Linked DNA regions of Homo sapiens: region 2 is linked to region 1. Evidence: chromatin loops called from intact Hi-C (ENCODE). Cell type or tissue: heart right ventricle. All regions are shown on one strand. Links, peaks and the distances in the headings refer to the core of each region. The heading gives the core; the rest is flanking DNA.

Region 1 (9,043 bases), core at 247-8,246:
TACAGGCATGTGTCACCACACCCAGCTAATTTTTGTATTTTTCTATTTTTAGTGGAGACGGGGTTTCTCCATGTTGGCCAGGCTGGTCTCAAACTCCTGACCTCGTATCACGTCACTTTTGACTTATGTTGTTTGTGTTTCTCTCACCTCTTGCTAGGCTCCTGAACTCTGAAGTCGGCAAGACTTCACATGTGGTCTGTGCATGTGCTTCAGATGCAGTCGGCACTCACCACATGCGTGTTCAACATGACAAATATTAGTTTAGTGTCTACCACAGGCTGAGCATCCTGAAAATTCAAAATCCGAAATGCTCAAAATCCCAAAATTTTGTAGCACAGATATGCCGCCACAAGCAAAGAATTCTGCATTGTCTTCATGTGACAGGTCACAGTCAAAACACAGGTGCAAAACACACCGTTTATTCAGCAAGGGGGCTCCAGCGTATGGTCACCTTTTAACCAAGCCCAGCACTGTTGGTGGATACTGAAGATGCCGCTGTTCCCTGCAGCTGCTGTCTGATGGCTGATGCCACCATGCTGCTACTAACCCTGGACTCGTTACTCTTCACTGTTTTAATGGGATGGAGTGTTCCTTACTGTCACGTACTCTGTGTAAGTAAGCGTGAGGAAAGGACTGCTTATTGGTAGCAGATAAATTCAGAGCCAGGAGAGATGGTGATGTGAAATATTCCCAGCTTATCCGTATATGTGGCTGAGATAGTGGCACCTTTGCTTCCTGATGGTTTGATGTACATGAATTTTGTTTTATGTCTCAAATGATGTAAAATGTATAAATTTACCTCTAGGCTATGTGTATAAGGTGTACATGAAGCATGCATTTGGGCTATGTGTACACGGCGTACATGAAGCATGCATGAATTTCATGTTTAGACTTGTGCTGGACCCTCAAGATATTTTACTATGTATATGCAAATATTTCAAAAGTCTGAAAAAACTCTGAAATCTGAAACACTTCTGGTCCCAAGCATTTTGAATTAGAAGTTCTCAGTCTGTATGAGGCAGGATTGGAAGAATGAGTCCCGGATATTCTGCACACCATTTGGGAAACCTGATCTTCCACGATAGAAACCACCTCCCTGAGTCTGCGTGAACCTCTGGTAGAAAATGTATAGAGGAAGAAAAATAGATGCAGTGCTTTTCACATGCGGTTATCAAAGCTTCCATCCAGTCCACCCAGAGAAAGTGGGCAGTCCTGCCTGGGAACGCCCATCACAGCCACTCCAAAAGAGCTCAGTTTCCTGCTGCCCACATGTTCCCAAGAGCCAATGTTCTCCAGCCCCTAGAATCTTTAATTAGGCTCTCTAGATTGTCACAGGAAGAGTGATTAGTGGAGCCACCTCCCAAAAGGTTCCCAGTTCTCAGTGGGAATCCAATACTGTATATTTACATTTGGGGTGGGAAGGAGATTAGGTTAACCTCCTTTGATATTTTCACTTAATCTTCAAAGCAATCACAATATTATTAGATCATTCTCAAGATCACTGCTTTGCTGTTCTATTTAATCCAAGCAATTTGATTAATGGAAGGGTTTAGGATGGTCTAGGGCCTGCTGTGAGCCAGGCTGTTCATTTAGCGAGTGGAGCCATAATGGATATGCCTGCCAGGACCGAAGCCCTGGGGACACTTCCTCTCTTCTCATTTCCAAAGCAGGACTTCTCAATCCTGTTTGGATTATTAACTAGACACGAGTCTTTTATGGAGTTGATATTTTTTGCATATTCAGAAAAAATGGATCACCGTTGGGGGCTGCATTGCTGTCAGGAAGGTGCAGAATGAGGCCACTGCCGTCAGGAAGGTGCAGAATGAGGCCACTGCCATCAGGAGGTGCAGAATGAGGCCACTGCCATCAGGAAGGTGTAGAATGAGGCCACTCAGGTGTCCTCAGGCATCTTTCCTTGGCACCGTGGTGAACCTGCCCTTGAATAGACCCACATCTGAGATCAAGGCTGCTCCAGCTCAGCCTGATCATGTTGGGCAAAAGCCCCAGCCCAGCTGGAAACTCCACACTTTCCAGAGCTGTCTCAGCACAAGAGCACCGCCCTGAGGCAGGAGAGTTGCTTGAACCTGGGAGGTGGAGGTTGTAGTGAGCCAAGATCATGCCACTGCACTCCAGCCTGGGCAACAGAGCAAGACCCTGTCTTAGGATAAAAAACAAAACAAAAAAAAAACAACAAGTGCCCTGTTGAAGGACGTGGTCCAAGTAGGAGCCATTACCTACTGACAGAGGAGCCGTTGGGCCCTGAAGGAGCGGTAGAGATACCCAGGAGTTTCAGGCCTTGGGTGAGACTCAGAGACGTGCTGGCTTCAGGTGTGACCTGGCACATTCCCAGCTGTGGTGGCTACAGGGCAAGACTCCTTCTGCTTGAGAAAAACAGAGAAAAAATAAAGGGGACTTTGTCTTGCACCTTAGGTCCCAGCTCAGCCACAGTGGGACAGAGCACCAAGCGGGCTCTTGGGGTCTCAATTCCAGGCCTTGGCTCTCAGGCAGCATTTCTGGACCTGTCCTGGGCCAGAGGGGAGCCCCCTGCCTGAAAGGGTGAGTGCCAGGCCAGGCAGCATTCACCACAAGCTGACTGAAGAGTTCCTGGGCTTGAAGGGAGCACTGGCAGCGGCCTGGCAGTATTCCCGTGGGTCTGTGGTCGTGGTGGCCATAGGATGCAGTTTCTCTCCCTGCAGAAAGGGCAAAGAAGAGGGGGAAGAACTGCATCTTGTGTTCTGAGTGTCAGCTCAGCCACGGCAGAATACAACGCCAGGTAGACTTCTAAGGTTTTCTGTTCCAATCCCTGGCTCCTGGATAGCATCTCTGGATCTGCCCGGGGCCTGGGAGAACTCATTGCCCTGAAGGGAAGGACACAAGCCTGCCTGGCTTCACCACCTGCCGATTGCAGAGCCGTAAGACCTTGAGCAAACATAGGCAGTAGCCAGATAGTGGTTATAACAGGCCTTGGGCAAAACCCAGTGCTGTGCTGGCTTAAGGTCTGACCCAGTGCCGTCCCAGTGGTGGTAGCCATAGGGGTGCTTGTGTCACCCTCCTCCCAGCTCCAGGTGCCTCAGCACAGAGACAGAGAGACTCCATTTGTTTGGGAGAAAGTAAGAGAAGAGAATAAGAGTCTCTGCCCTGGTAACCAGAGAGTTCTTCCAGATCTTATCCAAGACCACAAAGGCAGTACCTTTGTTGTCTCTAGACAACAAAGTCTATAATAAATACCTATCTCTTCAATGCCCAGACACCAATGAACGTTCACAGGCATCAAGACCATCCAAGAAAACGTGACCTCACCAAACAAACTAAATAAGCCACCAGGGACCTATTCCGGAGAAACAGATATGTGACCTTTTAGAGAAAGAATTCAAAATAGCTGTTTTGAGGAAACTCAAAGAAATTTGAGATAACACAGAGAAGGAACTCATAATTCTATCAGGCAAATTTAGCAAAGGGATTGAAATAACTAAAATTATTAAAAAGATTCAAGCAGAAAATCTGGAGTTGAAAAATTCAATTGACATACTGAAGAATGTGTCAGAGTCTCTTTACAGCAGAATCAATCAACCAGAAGAAAGAATTAGTGAGCTTGAAGCAGACTATTTGAAAATACACAGTCAGAGGAAACCAAATAAAAGAACAAAGAAGAATGAAGCATGCCTACAAGATTTAGAAAATAGCCTCAAAAGAGAACATCTAAGAGTCGTTGGCCTTAAAGAGGAGGTAAAGAAAGAGACAGGAGTAGAAAGTTTATTCAAAGAGATAATAACAGAGAAATTCCTAGACCTAGAGAAAGATATCAATGTCCAAATACAAGAAAGTTATAGAACACTAACCAGATTTAACCTAAAGACTACCTCAAGGCATTTAAGAATCAAACTCTCCAAGGTCAAGGATAAAGAAAGGACCCTAAAAGCAGCAGAGAAAAGAAACAAATAACATACAATGGAGCTCCAATGCATCTGGCAGCAGACTTTTTAGTGGAAACCTTACAGGCCAGGAGAGAGTGGCATGACATATTTAAAATGCTGAAAGAAAAAGATTCTACCTTAGAACAGTATGTCCAGCAAAAACGTCCTCTAAACGTGAAGGAGAAATAAAGACTTTCCCAGACAAACAAAAGCTGAGGGATTTCATTAATACCAGACCTGTCCTACAAGACATACTAAAGGGAATAATTCAATCAGAAAGAAAAGGATGTTAATGAGCAATAAGAAATCACCTGAAGGTACAAAACTTAGTGGTAATAGTAAGTAAACAGAAAAACACAGAATATTATACCACCGTAACTGTGGTCTCATCTTAAGTAGAAAGACTAAAAAATAGATCAACCAAAAATCATAACTACAACAACTTTTCAAGACATAGACCAGACAGTAAGATATAAATAGAAACAATGAAAAGTTAAAAAGTAGGGAACAAGATTAAAGTGTGGAGTTCTTATTAGCTTTCTTTTTGCTTGTTAGTTTGTTTGTTAATGAAAGCAGTGCTAAGTTGTTATCGGCTTAAAATAATGGGTTATAAGATATCAAGCCTCATGGTAATCACAAATCAAAAAACATACCACAGATACACAAAAAATAAAAAGAAAGAAATTAAATTATACCACCAGAGAAAGTCACCTTCATTAAAAGGAAGACAGGAAGGAACGAAAGAAGGAAAAGAAACTACAGAGGAGAAAACAAGAAAGAAATGAAACAGAAAACAATGAAATGGCAGGAGTAAGCTCTTTCTTATCAATAATAACATTAAATGGAAATGGATTAAACTCTCCAATCAAAAGACATAGATTGGCTGAATGGATAACAAAAACAAGACCTGATGATCTGTGGCCTGAAAAAAAAAAAACACACTTCACCTATAAAGACACACACAGACTAAAAATAAATGGATGGAAAAAGATATTCTGTGTCAATGGAAACCAAAAAAGAGCAAGAGTAGTTATACTTACATGAAATACCGGGTATATTTTGAGACAAAAACTATAAGAAGAGACAAAGAAAGTCATTACATAATGACAAAGGGGTCAATTCAGCAAGAAAATATAATAATTTTAAATATATAGGCACCCAACTATGGAGTACCCAGATATATAAAGCAAATATTATTAGAGATAAAGAGAGATAGATCCCAATACAATAATACCTGGAGACTTCAATACCTCTCATCCATCATTGGATAGATCTTCCTGACAGAAAATCAATAAAGAAAACATTGGACTTAATCTGCACTAAAGACCAAATAGATCTAATAGATATTAACAGAACATTTCATCCAAAGGCTGCAGAATACACATTATTTTCCTCAACACATGGATCAGTCTCAAGGATAGATCATGTGTTAGGTCACAAAACAAGTCTTAAAACATTAATAAAAAAGGAAATAATATCAAGCATCTTCTCTCTGATGATAATGGACAAAAAAAAATAGAAATCAATACAAGAGGAACTTGGGAAACTATACAAACACATGGAAATTATACAAACACCATATGCTTCTGAATGACCAGGGAGTCAATAAAGAGGTAAGAAGGAAATTCAATAATTCATTCCTTGAAACAAATGATAATGGAAACCCAATATGCCAAAACCTTTGGGAAACAGCAAAAGCAATACTAACAGGGAAGTTTATAGCTATAAGTGTCTACATCAAAGAAGAAGAAAACTTTCATATAAATAACCTAACAATGCACCTTAAAAACTAGAAACGCAAGAGCAAACCAAACCCAGAGTTAGTAGAAAAGAAATAATGAAGATCAGAGCAGAAATAAATGAAATTCAAATGAAAAAAACAAGGCAAAAGATCAATGAAACTAAAAGGTGGGTCTTTGAAAAGATAAACAAATTGACAAACCTTTAACCACACAAAGAAAAAGAGAGAGAAGACCCAAATAAGAAAAATCAAAGATGAAAAATGAGACATTACAATTGATACCATGGAAATTCAAAGTATCATTAATGGCTACTATGAGCAACTATATGCCAATAAATTGGATAATCTAGAAGAAATGGATAAACTCCTAGATACATACAACCTACCAAGACTGAACCATGAAGAAATCCAAAAGCTCAACTAGCCAATAACAAGTAATGAGATTGAAGCCATAATAAAAAGTCTCCCAGAGAAGAAAAGCCCAAGATCTGATTATTTCATTCCTGAATTCTACCAAACATTTAGAGACGAACTAATACCAATCCTTCTCAAACTATTTCCAAAAAGCACAGAAGGAGGAAATACTTCCAAACTCATCATATGAGGCCAATATTACCCTAATACCAAAACCACACAGACAGATTTTAAAAAAATCTACAGGCCAATATCACTGATGAATATTTATGCAAAAATCCTCAACGAAATATTAGCAAACCAAATTCAACAACACATTAAAAAGATCATTCATCATGACCAATTGGGATTTATCCCAGGGATGCAAGAATGGTTTAGCATATGAAAATCAATCAATGTGATACATCAGATCAACAGAAAGAAGGATAAAAACCGTATGATCATTTCAATTGATGCTGAAAAAGAATTTGATATAATTCAACTTCTCTTCATGATAAAAACCCTTAAGAAATTAGGTATAGAAGAAATATACCTCAACATAACAAAAACCGTATACAACAGATCCACAGGTAGCATCATACTGATTGGGGAAAAACTGAAAGCCTTTCCTCTAAGATCTAGGTCACGGAAAGGATGCCCACTTTCACTACTGTTACTCCACATAGTACTGTAAGTCCTAGCTGGAGCAATCAGACAAGAGAAAAAAATAAAGAACATCAAAATTGGAAAGGAAGAAGTCAAATTATCCTTGTTTGCAGATGATATGACCTTATATTTGTAAGGAAAAAGAACTCCACCCAAAAACTATTAGAACTGATCAAGAAATTCAGTAAAGTTGCAGGATACAACAAAATCAACATACAAAAATCAGTAGAATTTCTATATGCTAACAGAATAATCTGAAATATAAATCAAGAAAGCAATCCTGTTTATAATAGCTACAAATAAAATTTAAATCCTAGGGATTAACTAAAGAAGTGAAAGATCTCTACAATGAAAACTATAAAACATTCACGGAAGAAACTGAAGGGGACACACAAAATTGAAGGCTATTTCATGTTCATGGATTGGAAGAATCAATATGGTTAAAATATGTATACTACCCAAAGCAATCTACAGGTTCAGTGCAATCCCTATCAAAGTATCAATGACATTCTTCACAGAAATAGAAAAAAACCTAAAATTTATATGGAATCACAAGAGACCCAGAACAGCCTGAGCTATCCTAAGTAAAAAGAACAAAACTGAAGGAATTACATTACCTGACTTCAAATTATATGATAGGACTGTGGTAATCAGAATGGTACTGGCATAAAAATAGATACATAGACCATCAGAAAAGAATACAGAACCCAGAAACAAATCCACACACCTACAAGGAACTCATTTTTGACAAAGGTGCCAAGAACATACATTGGAGAAAAGACATTCTCTTCAATAATTGGTGCTGGGAAAACTGGATATCCACATGCAGAAGAATGAAACTAGACCCCTATCTCTCACCATATGCAAAAAAAAAAAATCAAAATGAATTAAAGGCTTAAATCTAAGACCTCAAACGATGAAATTACTAAAATAAAACCTTGGGGAAATTCTCCAGGACATTGGTCTGGGCAAAAAATTCTTGAGTAATACCCCACAGCAAGGGTAACCAAAGCAAAAATGGACAAATGGGATCACATCAAGTTAAAAAGCTTTTATGCAGCAAAGGAAACAATCAACAGAGAGACAACCCACAGAATGGAAGAAAAGATTTTCAAACTACCCACCTGATAAGGGATTAATAGCCAGAATGTATAAGGAGTTCAAACAACTCTATAGGAAATAATCTAAAAATTCTATTAAAAAGTGGGCTAAAGATCTGAGTAGACATAGAAAAGAAGACATATGAATGACAAACAGGCATATCAAAAGGTGCTCAATCAACATCATTGATCATCAGAGAAATGCAGTAAAACTACAATGAGATACCATCTCACCCCAGTTAAAATGGCTTTTATCCAAAAGACAGGCAATAACAAATGCTGATGAGGATGTGAAGAAAATTGAACCCTTTTTCACTGTTGGTGGGAAAGTAAATTAGTACAACTACTTTGGAGAATAATTTGGAATTGCCTCAAAAAACTAAAAATAGAGCTGCCATAGGATCCAGCAGTCCCACTCCTAGGTATATACCCAAAACAAAGGAAATACCCAAAACAAAGGAAATCCGCATATCGAAAAGATATCTCAGCTCCCATGTTTATGGCAGCACTATTCACAATAGCCAACATTGAGAAGTAATCAAGTTGTCCATCAGCAAATGAATGAATAAAGAAAACATGGTACATATACACTATGGAGTACTATTCAGCCTTAAAAAAGAATGAGATCCTGTCATTTGCAACAATGGATGGAACTGCAAGTCATTTTTAAGTGAAATAAGCCAGGCACAGAAACACAAACTTCACCTGTTTCCACTTATCTGTGGGAGCTAAAAACTGAAGCAATTGAACTCATGGAGAGTAGAAGGATGGTTACCAGAGGCTGAGAACAGTAGTGAGAGGGTGGGGTGGTGGGGCAGGGGGAGTTGGGATGGTTAATTGGTACAAAAAATAGGAAGAGTGAATAAGGCCTAGTATTTGCTAGCACAACAAGTGACTATAGTCAATAATAATTTAATTGTACATTTAAAAATAATTAAAGGAGTATAATTGGATTGTTTGTAATACAAAGGATAAATGCTTGAGAGAATGGATACCCTCATTTACCCTGATGTGATTATTACACATTGCATGCCTGTATCAAAATATTTCACGTAACCCATAAATATATATACCTACCATGTACCCACAATCATTAAAAAATAAAAAATAAAAACAAGTGTCCTATATTCCAGGAGAGAACCCAATGTTTGAAAGAAAATAATGGAGAATATGAGACTTGAGAATTATTCCGAGCTTTGAGGCCATGTAGCTACCTGGATGCCTCAGAA
Region 2 (9,043 bases), core at 645-8,644, 180 kb before region 1:
TAGCCCTATAACACATTGCTTGTTATGGCAACAATAAGAAATAATTGCACAATAATAAAATAAAACTACACATGCCCACTGACATCAGGAATCCCATCTTAGAGAATACAGCCTATGGCAATAAAACCGACGGCACTAAGGCGATACGTATGTGCTTGGTAGCATTGCTATACATAGTGGGAGAAAACCAGCAACTGAATGTTCATCAGTAGAAAAATGATTGAAGTATATCACGTAAGGAAACTTTTTATTAAAAGTTTATGATTTTTTATTAAAATGTTTATTTTTTATTAAAAGATGAAACTATAGAGTTATATGTACAGTATGAGTGTATAGTGTGAGTACAGAAGTGATAGATAATAGGTAGATAGAGAGAGAGATAGATTTGTGAAAGACTACACAATAAAATATGTAAGGAAGACTTGACTCAAGGACGACGGAGAGAAGACATCAAATTTTCCTTAATATCTATTGCATATTGTATATTATTTTGTAATAAAAACACTTCATAATATTTAAAAAATTATGCAACACAGGAGATGATTTAAAAGACCACGGTGCAGTTTTTAATTGTTCTTTGAGCTCAATGACGAACCAATTACCATGTCTTTATGCAGCAAGTATTACTAGACAGCTACCTCAAACCAGGTATATTGTTCTAAGTGTCTAAAATACACCAGTAAAAAAACTAAAGGTCTCTAATCGCACCACTCTTACAGTCTAGTGGGGAAGGACAAACAAGGAGTAATCATCATTTTAAAAAGGCAAACTATGAAGTATGCGAGGAGATAATGTGCTGTGAAAACAACAGTGCAGGTGAGGGCTCAGGAGGCTGCAGAGTGGACGGGAACCCTCCCAGAAGAGGGCACAGCATGGAGCTGAGAGGGCACAGCATGGAGGGAGGGCTCAGGAGGCTGCAGGGTGGACGGGAGCCCTCCCAGAAGAGGGCACAGCATGGAAGTGAGAGAGCACAGCATGGAGGGAGGGCTCAGGAGGCTGCAGGGTGGACAGGAGCTCTCCCAGAAGAGGGCACAGCATGGAGGTGATAGGGCACAGCATGGAGGTGAGAGGGTACCGCATGGAGGGAGGGCTCAGGAGGCACAGAGTGGATGGGAGCCCTCCCAGAAGAGGGCACAGCATGGAGGTGAGAGGGCACAGCATGGAGGGAGGGCTCAGGAAGCTGCAGGGTGGATGGGAGCCCTCCCGGAAGAGGGCACATTATGGAGGTGAGAGGGCACAGCATGGAGGTGAGAGGGCACAGCATGGAGGGAGGGCTCAGAAGGCTGCAGGGTGGACGGGAGCCCTCCCAGAAGAGGGCACAGCATGTGCAAAGGTCTCGGGCATCTGAGAAACAGCAGATGCAGGGAGTGAGATGAGACAAGGGGAGGAGAAGGGGTCCGAAGGAAGAGGGTCTCAAGGGCCATCATAACCTACAGCTTTTCTCTGCGTGAAGCTGGGGGCCATGCCAGGGTTTTGAGCAGAGAAGTGACAAGGTCTGACACCCACTGTTGTGTTCAAAACAGGCCATGTTGGGGAAAGCACAGGAGCAGGAGGGCCTGTTGGGGATCCCTGCAGTGGAGCAGGCAGAACAAGGGCTCCTGGTGACCCAGGGCTGAGAGGTCATTGGACGATTCCAGTCCATAGCACACTGCTTAGTTGGAGCTCGGTATTTTCAAGAAGTTTGCTATTGATGTGGTATTAGTCTGTTTTTACACTGCTATAAAGATACTACCCAAGACTGGGTAATTTATAAACAAAAGAGATTTAATTGACTCACAGTTCCACATGGCTGGGGAGGCCTCAGGAAACTTACGATCATGATGGAAGGGGAAGCAGCCCTTTCTTCACAAGGTGGCAGGGGAGAGAAGAGTTAATGAAGGAACTTCCAGCCACTTATAAAACCATCAGCTCTTGTGAGAACCCACTCACTATCATGAAAACAGCATGGGGGAAACCCCATGATCCAATCACCTCCCACCAACACCTGGGGATTACAAGTCAAGATGAGGTTTGGGTGGGGCCACAAAGCCTAAACATATCAGGTGTTTAATGGCTAATATTTAACCAACAGTAATGTTTATTTATTTATTTATTTAATGACGTTGTATCCTTATAAACAGTGGTTAAAGACCAAAAATCACTCTCTGGAGCACCAGTTTTAATAATCTCATTTATTCTACATATATATCATGATTTATTCAACCAAGTACTTACATAGATTGCTTCCAAATTTTGCAGTTATAAAGAGTGTTCAAATAAGCAGCCTTATAGAGTCATCTTAGAATGTTCCGCTGATTGGTTCTTTAGAATACATTGCTAGAAGTGAATCATGGAGCATGTTCATTTTAAGGCTTTTGACCGTTCTGCGGAATTGCCCTCTAGGAATTTTCTCCTGATTTGCAGTCCCACTAGCAGTCTGTTGCAAGAGGGTACATTTCCTCCCTAGCAATGAGTGTTATTATTATGGTTATTCTTTTTGATCTCTGCCAATCTGATTGGGGAGAAGGAAGTTTTCTAATTTGATAAATCGTGTGTGTATTAATGTTGGCTTACTGCACAAGTAAATTGATCAACAAGAAAGTAACTTAACTCAATAGAGAAAGTGACCCACAGCCACAGTAAACTTACAAAAAAAAATGTTTCAATTCTCTTATGCCTCTAAATGGACCCTGCTGACAGGCATGCACGCTTTACATGTACTTATAGTCATAATGTAGTTACAATTTTACATGCGGTTTCTTCTTCCTGGCACTTGGCATCTTATAAACATTTTCTTCATTGCTATGTAGTATTCCAAATTATAACTGTAACGGTTATGCGATACGTAGTAATTGACTAAATTGTGTACTTTAGGAACCTCTGATGATGATCAAAGAAAAGGAGGGGAGAAGGCCTGTCCCTCAGAGCTGGACTTGCTGTCACCTCTGTGGAGTTTAAGAGGGACATGAGAAGGAGACGCACGCCTAACTATGTGAGCCTTGAAAAGAAAGTCAAAGGTAGAGAAACAGAAAAGCAGACATCACACAACATGGGTAATTTAGAAAATACAAACAAAATTAGTATTCAGAGAGAGATTCAAGAAGCGATTGCATCCAGAAAATAAAAAATTGTAAAATATGAACGTGACCCAGAGGCTAACAAAGACCTATTAAAAATTAAAAATATGATCAATAAAATAATAGAAGTGCTGGAAGCCAAAATTGAACAAAATATTCAAAAACAAAAAGTAAGATAGGAAATATGACAGAAAAAATAAAATCAGAAAGGCTTAATCATGGAAGTCCAAACGAGAATTAAAATGTTGCAATAAGGAGACAGAAGAGATAAATAAAAAGGAGAAATTATCAAAGAAATAGAGAAGAATTTTTCTAGAGTCAAAGAACAAAGCTCCTTTCATGTTGAAGTTTACCAAATGCTGAGTGTGATGATTAATTTTATGTGTCAACCTAATGCCTGCTGAGCCACAGGCATTTGGTCCAATGTTATTCCGGATGTTTCTGTGAGGGCGTTTTCAGATAAGATTAACATTTACATCGGTGGACTCTGAGTAAAGCAAATTGTCCTCCCTGATGTGGGAGGCCCTCATCCAATCAGTTGAAGTCGTGAAGAGGAAAAATCCGACCTCCCTTCACCAAGAGGGATTCTTTATCGTTGTAGGGAGAGAAAAACAAAGCTCTGATAAAATGGGCAAAGATTCCAAGTTTATGGTAAGTAAATGGTAGGACCAGTGAAACAGGAGGTGGGGTGAAGGAGTCGGAAAGCTGGTAAAATTGTAAAATTGCCACAATCTGGAAGTGAGGTGGGACCTTCCTACAAATCAGTGTGAAGACCCTTAGTCCTCCTTGTGGAGGCCTCAAAAATGTTCCCTGAGCCCAAACTCTTTCTCAGAGGCACCTGTGATAGTGCATGTCATCTTGTGTGTGTGAGAGAGAGAGAGAAAAGGAGAGAGAGTGCAAAAAATCCAGCACATCCTACAATCAACATAAATTTATATGACAAAAGGGGAGAGTACGATTGAGACAAATAAACCAAGTCTAACTTTTCCAGACCTGTTTTTTTGCCTGTGACCTTCTGAACAGGGGACAACGGCAGAACAAAGGACTATGCAATCACTGGAATTCCTGACCAAGCTCACATTCTAGGACTCAAACTGAGATTGCATCAGTGCCTTTCCTCTGGAGGCTACGCTAACAGAGCTAGTTACATCCTTTACCCCAGACAGCTCTGAAGGAGACACAGTTCATGCAGGCAGTGGTCCCACGGTTCTCCTCCAAGTCAATGCTATGACACAATCTAAGATACAGAGGACCCAATATTTACCCAGTAACAAGCTCCTGACGACCACCAATGAGGGCTGAGCTATGCCGATAAGGGAGAGAGAAGCCAGCAAGCCAAAAACTCATTTTAAGACATTAGAGGAAATAATCCAGTGAAGCACGCCCACAGAAAATAGGCAGAAGGAAGTTGAGAAGGAAAACAGCACGCGTGGATGAGTTAGAAAGCAGACACCAACAGAGAGGACCACCAAAGCCAATAGCTCTTTCTCTGAGAAACTGATAAAACTGTGAAACCGTTGCCAAAATGTAGAGAGAGCACAAATAACCAATGATAGAAAAAATGTGAGGAGGTATCACGGCAGATTACAAGACATCTGAAGATACTAGCTCAGGTCATGACGCCAGCACACTTGAAAACATGGACAAAAGGAAGAAAACCCTATGGAATAATACATCTGCAACAAACTGACATGAAAAAATAAAAAGTCTGAATAATCAAACAACTATTTAAAAGCTTGTATTCAAAATTAAAATTTTCACACACAAAAATCCCAGGTAGAGATGGCTTCATTAACAAATTCTGCCAAATATTTAAGAATAAAACGGCATGGGGCTTACACACATCTTCGCATAGACTATCAAAAGAGGGAATGCTTTCACTCTATGAGGTCAGCATACTATTGATTCCGAAAACTTGAAAAAGACAAGAAAGGAGAATTATGAGCTAATCTCCTTGGGAATATAGATGCAAAACTTTAAAACCAAATACTACCCAACTAAATCTAGCAATATATAAGTGGGACAATATGTCATAACCAGGTTGATTTATTCCAGAAATGCAGGGTTGGCTTTATATTTGCAAATCAATCAGCATAATTTATGAAATAAATAGGGAAAAAAGGAGAAAAATATTTTAATTCCCTCAATATCTTAGAAAATACCTTTGATAAAATTCAACATCATTCTAGGAACAGATGATTATTTTATTAATCTCATAAAGGGCATCTTCAAAGCACACACACCATCGTCTCAGTGATGAAATATTGAAAAGCTTCCCACTGTCCTTGAAAGTGACACATGGAAAAGGAAGCATGATAGCATCACCATTCAACATTCTCTTTGGGGCGCTAGCCACTAAAATAAAGCAAGAAAAATGAATAAAAGATTTAAGGGTCAGAAATAAAGACATAAAACTGCCATTAATCTCAGATGATATGAATGTATATGGAAAAAAATCCCAAAGAATCTCTAGATAAATGATTCAAATGAAAAAATGAGTTTAGCAAAGTTGTTAGATTCTTTGTTGGTATTTTTATCTATCATCAACCAAAATAAAATGAATTTTTAAAAGGTAACTGGCAATAGCATTAGGGAATCAGGAGCCCAGGAGAGCCAGTGTAACGCCATTTTAAAACCAACTGCCATCCTGCCTCACGGTCCTAAGATGTTTACAGCTAAGGAAACAGCTCGGTCATGCCTGCAAGACAAACTCCTACCACAACAGAAAGTCCAGGTGTCCCAATACCTGTAACAACATATGCCTTCAAGATAATTATAGTAATGCTCCGACGTACTTACATACTGAAATGTCAAGAATAGTTTTCTTTAAATCAACAGAATAATTCTGTCCTGCTGTCAGCCCACCCACATATAGTCACAGCTTAGCATAGACTTTACATAGCAAGACCCTATATCAGAAAAACTTAAAATGAAGAGGTGAATTCCTCCACTTGCTGTATGAGGACATCAAACTCAAACTCTGCAATGGAGTAGTATCTAAGAAACTTGCTTCTTTCACTGCACTCTGCCACTCACCTTGAATTCCTTCCTGCATGGGATCCAAGAACTCTCTCTTGGGGTCTGAATCAAGACTGCTTTTCTGGTAACAATAGCATCAGAAAAGAAGAAGAAGGAGAAGGAGAAGGAGAAGAAAGTAGGGACAAATCTAATGAGAGTTCTACAAGACTGCCACATCTTTCTATACAGAAAATTATAAAATAATAATTAGAGATATTAAAAGAAACGTCTATGTACATACATACCATGAAACACTACGCAGACATAAAAAAGAACTAGATCATGTCCTTTGCAGCAACATGGACAGAGCTGGAGGCCATTATCCTAAGTGAACTCATACAGGAACAGAAAACCAAATACCACATGTTCTCACTTACAAGTGAGAGCTAAACATCAGATACACGCGCACATAAAGAAGACAACAGGCCCCAAGGCCGATTTGAGAGTAGAGGGTGGGAGAAGGGTGAGGAAGGAAAAACTATATATCCAGTGCTATGCTTATTACCCGGGTGACAAAATAATCTGTATGCCAAATCCCTGTGGCATGCAATTCACCTATACAACAAATCTGCCTATGTATCCTGAACCTAAAAGTATTAAGAAAAAGAAGAAAACTTTTATAAATAAAGGGGTATTCCTTGTCTGTGGATTAGTAATAGAATGTTCAAGATTGTAAAGATGTAATTTCTCCCCGGATGGACTACAGAGTCAATGGAGTCTTATCAAAATACAGTAGACTTCTGGTATTTATTTCCTTGCTGATTCTAAATTTTATGTAATATAGCAAAGTACCAAAGATATTCAAGACACCCTTGAAAAATATGGTGGGAGAACTTGCTCTACAAAATATCAGCATTTCTTTTAAAGACAAAACAATTATGACAAGTGCAAGAACAGACAGATGCACTAGCCACATGGAGACTAAGACCCAGAACATTCCGGAAAACACACAGATATTTTACTCAGGACAAAGGTGGCGGCAACATGCAAGAGTTCAAAAAGGACAAGATTTTTCAATAAATATTGCACTGGAATATGTGCTTAAAAACAAGTAAATTGTGACACCTCCTCCAAATACAGCACATGAAAAGCCATTCTGGGTGGATTATAGATCTAGATAAGAAAGGCAAAATGATAAGGTTTCTAGAAGACAGCATTAGGTAATGTCTTCAATAACCTGGGTGAGTAAACATTTCTTCAAAAGGGCACAAAAAGATTAATAATAAATAAGACTATGTAAAAATTAAGACCTTCTGTTTACCAAAGGACACGATTCAGAGAGCTCACATACAGGGAGAAGACATAACTGATAAAGGGCTCACCTCCAGTCTGTCTCTCTCTCTGTCACTATCTTCATCTCTCTCTATCTTTAAAAGGCATCTAAGACAAACCCACAGCTGACGTCATACTTAACAGGAAAGACTGAATGTTTTCTTTGGCCCTTTCTGTTCAACATGGTGTTAGATGTTGTAGCCAGAACAACTTGGCAGGTAAAAGAAGTAAAAGGTACCCATCCTGGAAAGAAAGCAGTAAAACTGTCTCTATTTCCAGATGACATGAGCTTCTAGGTAGAAAGTACAAATAAATTCACATGCACACACACACACCCACACACACACACAACTATTAGAACTAATAAACAAGTTCAGCAGAGTTGTAGGAATCAATATACAAGAATCTTTTTTTTTCTTTTTGAGACAGGGTCTCACTCTGTTGTCTGGCTGGAGTTCAGTGGTGCAAACACAGCTCACTGTAACCATGACCTCCTGGGTTCAATGGATCCTCTAGCCTCAGCCTCCCTCCTGAGTAGCTGAAACTACAGGTGCATGCCACCATACCCTGGCTATTTTTGTATTTTTGGTAGAGGCAGGGTTTTGCCATGTTACCCAGGCTGCTCTGGAATGCCTCAGCTCAAATGATCCACGTGCCTCTGCCTCCCAAAGTGCTGGGATTACAGGTGTGTGCCACTATGCCTGGCCTTCCAATCAATATTTAATTTTTATACACTAACAATGAATGTTCTGAAAATAAAACTAGAAAACAATTCCATGTACAATTGTGTCAAAAATAATAAAATACTTAGAAATAAATTAAGCAAGTACAAGACTTCTATGCTGAAAACTACAAAGCACTGTCGAAAGAAATTAATGAAGACCTAAATAAGTGGAAAGACATCCTATGTTTATGGTTCAGAAGATTTAATCTTAAGGTAGCAATACCTGCAATAGGTAAACAAATTTAGTTGCAATTCCCATCCAAATCCCAGATGACTTCTTTGCTGAAATTGACAAGCTGATACTAAAATTCATATAGAAATCAAAAGACACGGGCCAGGAGTAGCAGCTCACACCTGTAATTTGGGAGGCCAGGCAGGCGGATCACCTGAGGTCAGGAGTTAGAGACCAGCCTGGCCAACATGGCCAAGCCCCATCTCTACTAAAAATACAAAAATTAGCCAGGCGTGGTGGCATGTACCTGTAATCACAGCTACTTGGGAGGCTGAGGCAGGAGAATTGCTTGAGCCCAGGAGATGGAGGTTGCAGTGAGCCAAGATCGCACCACTGCACTCCAGCCTGGGCAACAGAGTAAGGCCCTGTCTCAAAAAGGAGGAGGAAGAAGAAGAAGAAGAAGAAGAAGAAGGAGAAGGAGAAGGAGAAGGAGAAGGAGAAGGAGAAGGAGAAGGAGAAGGAGAAGGAGAAGGAGAGGAAGAGGAAGAGGAAGAGGAAGAGGAAGAAGAAGAAGAAGAAGAAGAAGAAGAAGAAGAAGAAAAAAGAATCAAAAGACACAGATCAGCCAAAACAATCTTGGAAAAGAAAAAATTGGAGGACTCACATTTCCTGACTTCAAAACTTATTACAAGGCTACAATGATTGAAACAGTGTGGTACTGGCATAAGAATAGACATATATTGCAACGCAACAGAACTGAGAAACCAGAAACTGATTTCTGGATCAACTGATTTTCAACAA

Evidence for each region. A loop is a pair of places that touch in the nucleus more often than their neighbours do. Peaks named below come from ENCODE experiments on the same cell type or tissue, not always from the same donor. Only the 100,000 strongest peaks of a DNase experiment are listed, where the experiment ranks them.
Region 2: a loop joins it to region 1, with 2.7 times the contacts of the local background. A loop is called at or near these places in 3 of 110 quality-filtered maps.

The regions. Positions count from the first base shown.
Region 1 is chr6:168,139,811-168,148,853 of GRCh38, reverse strand. No RefSeq gene overlaps it. Among named protein-coding and RNA genes, the nearest start is that of FRMD1, 65 kb to the right of the region's middle. In heart right ventricle, for the core only: no CTCF peak of the experiment used is centred there; no DNase peak of the experiment used is centred there; H3K27me3 peaks cover 1,323 bases.
Region 2 is chr6:168,321,597-168,330,639 of GRCh38, reverse strand. No RefSeq gene overlaps it. Among named protein-coding and RNA genes, the nearest start is that of DACT2, 6.3 kb to the right of the region's middle. RefSeq lists a silencer at 7,946-8,114. In heart right ventricle, for the core only: no CTCF peak of the experiment used is centred there; no DNase peak of the experiment used is centred there; H3K27ac peaks cover 1,210 bases; H3K27me3 peaks cover 3,602 bases.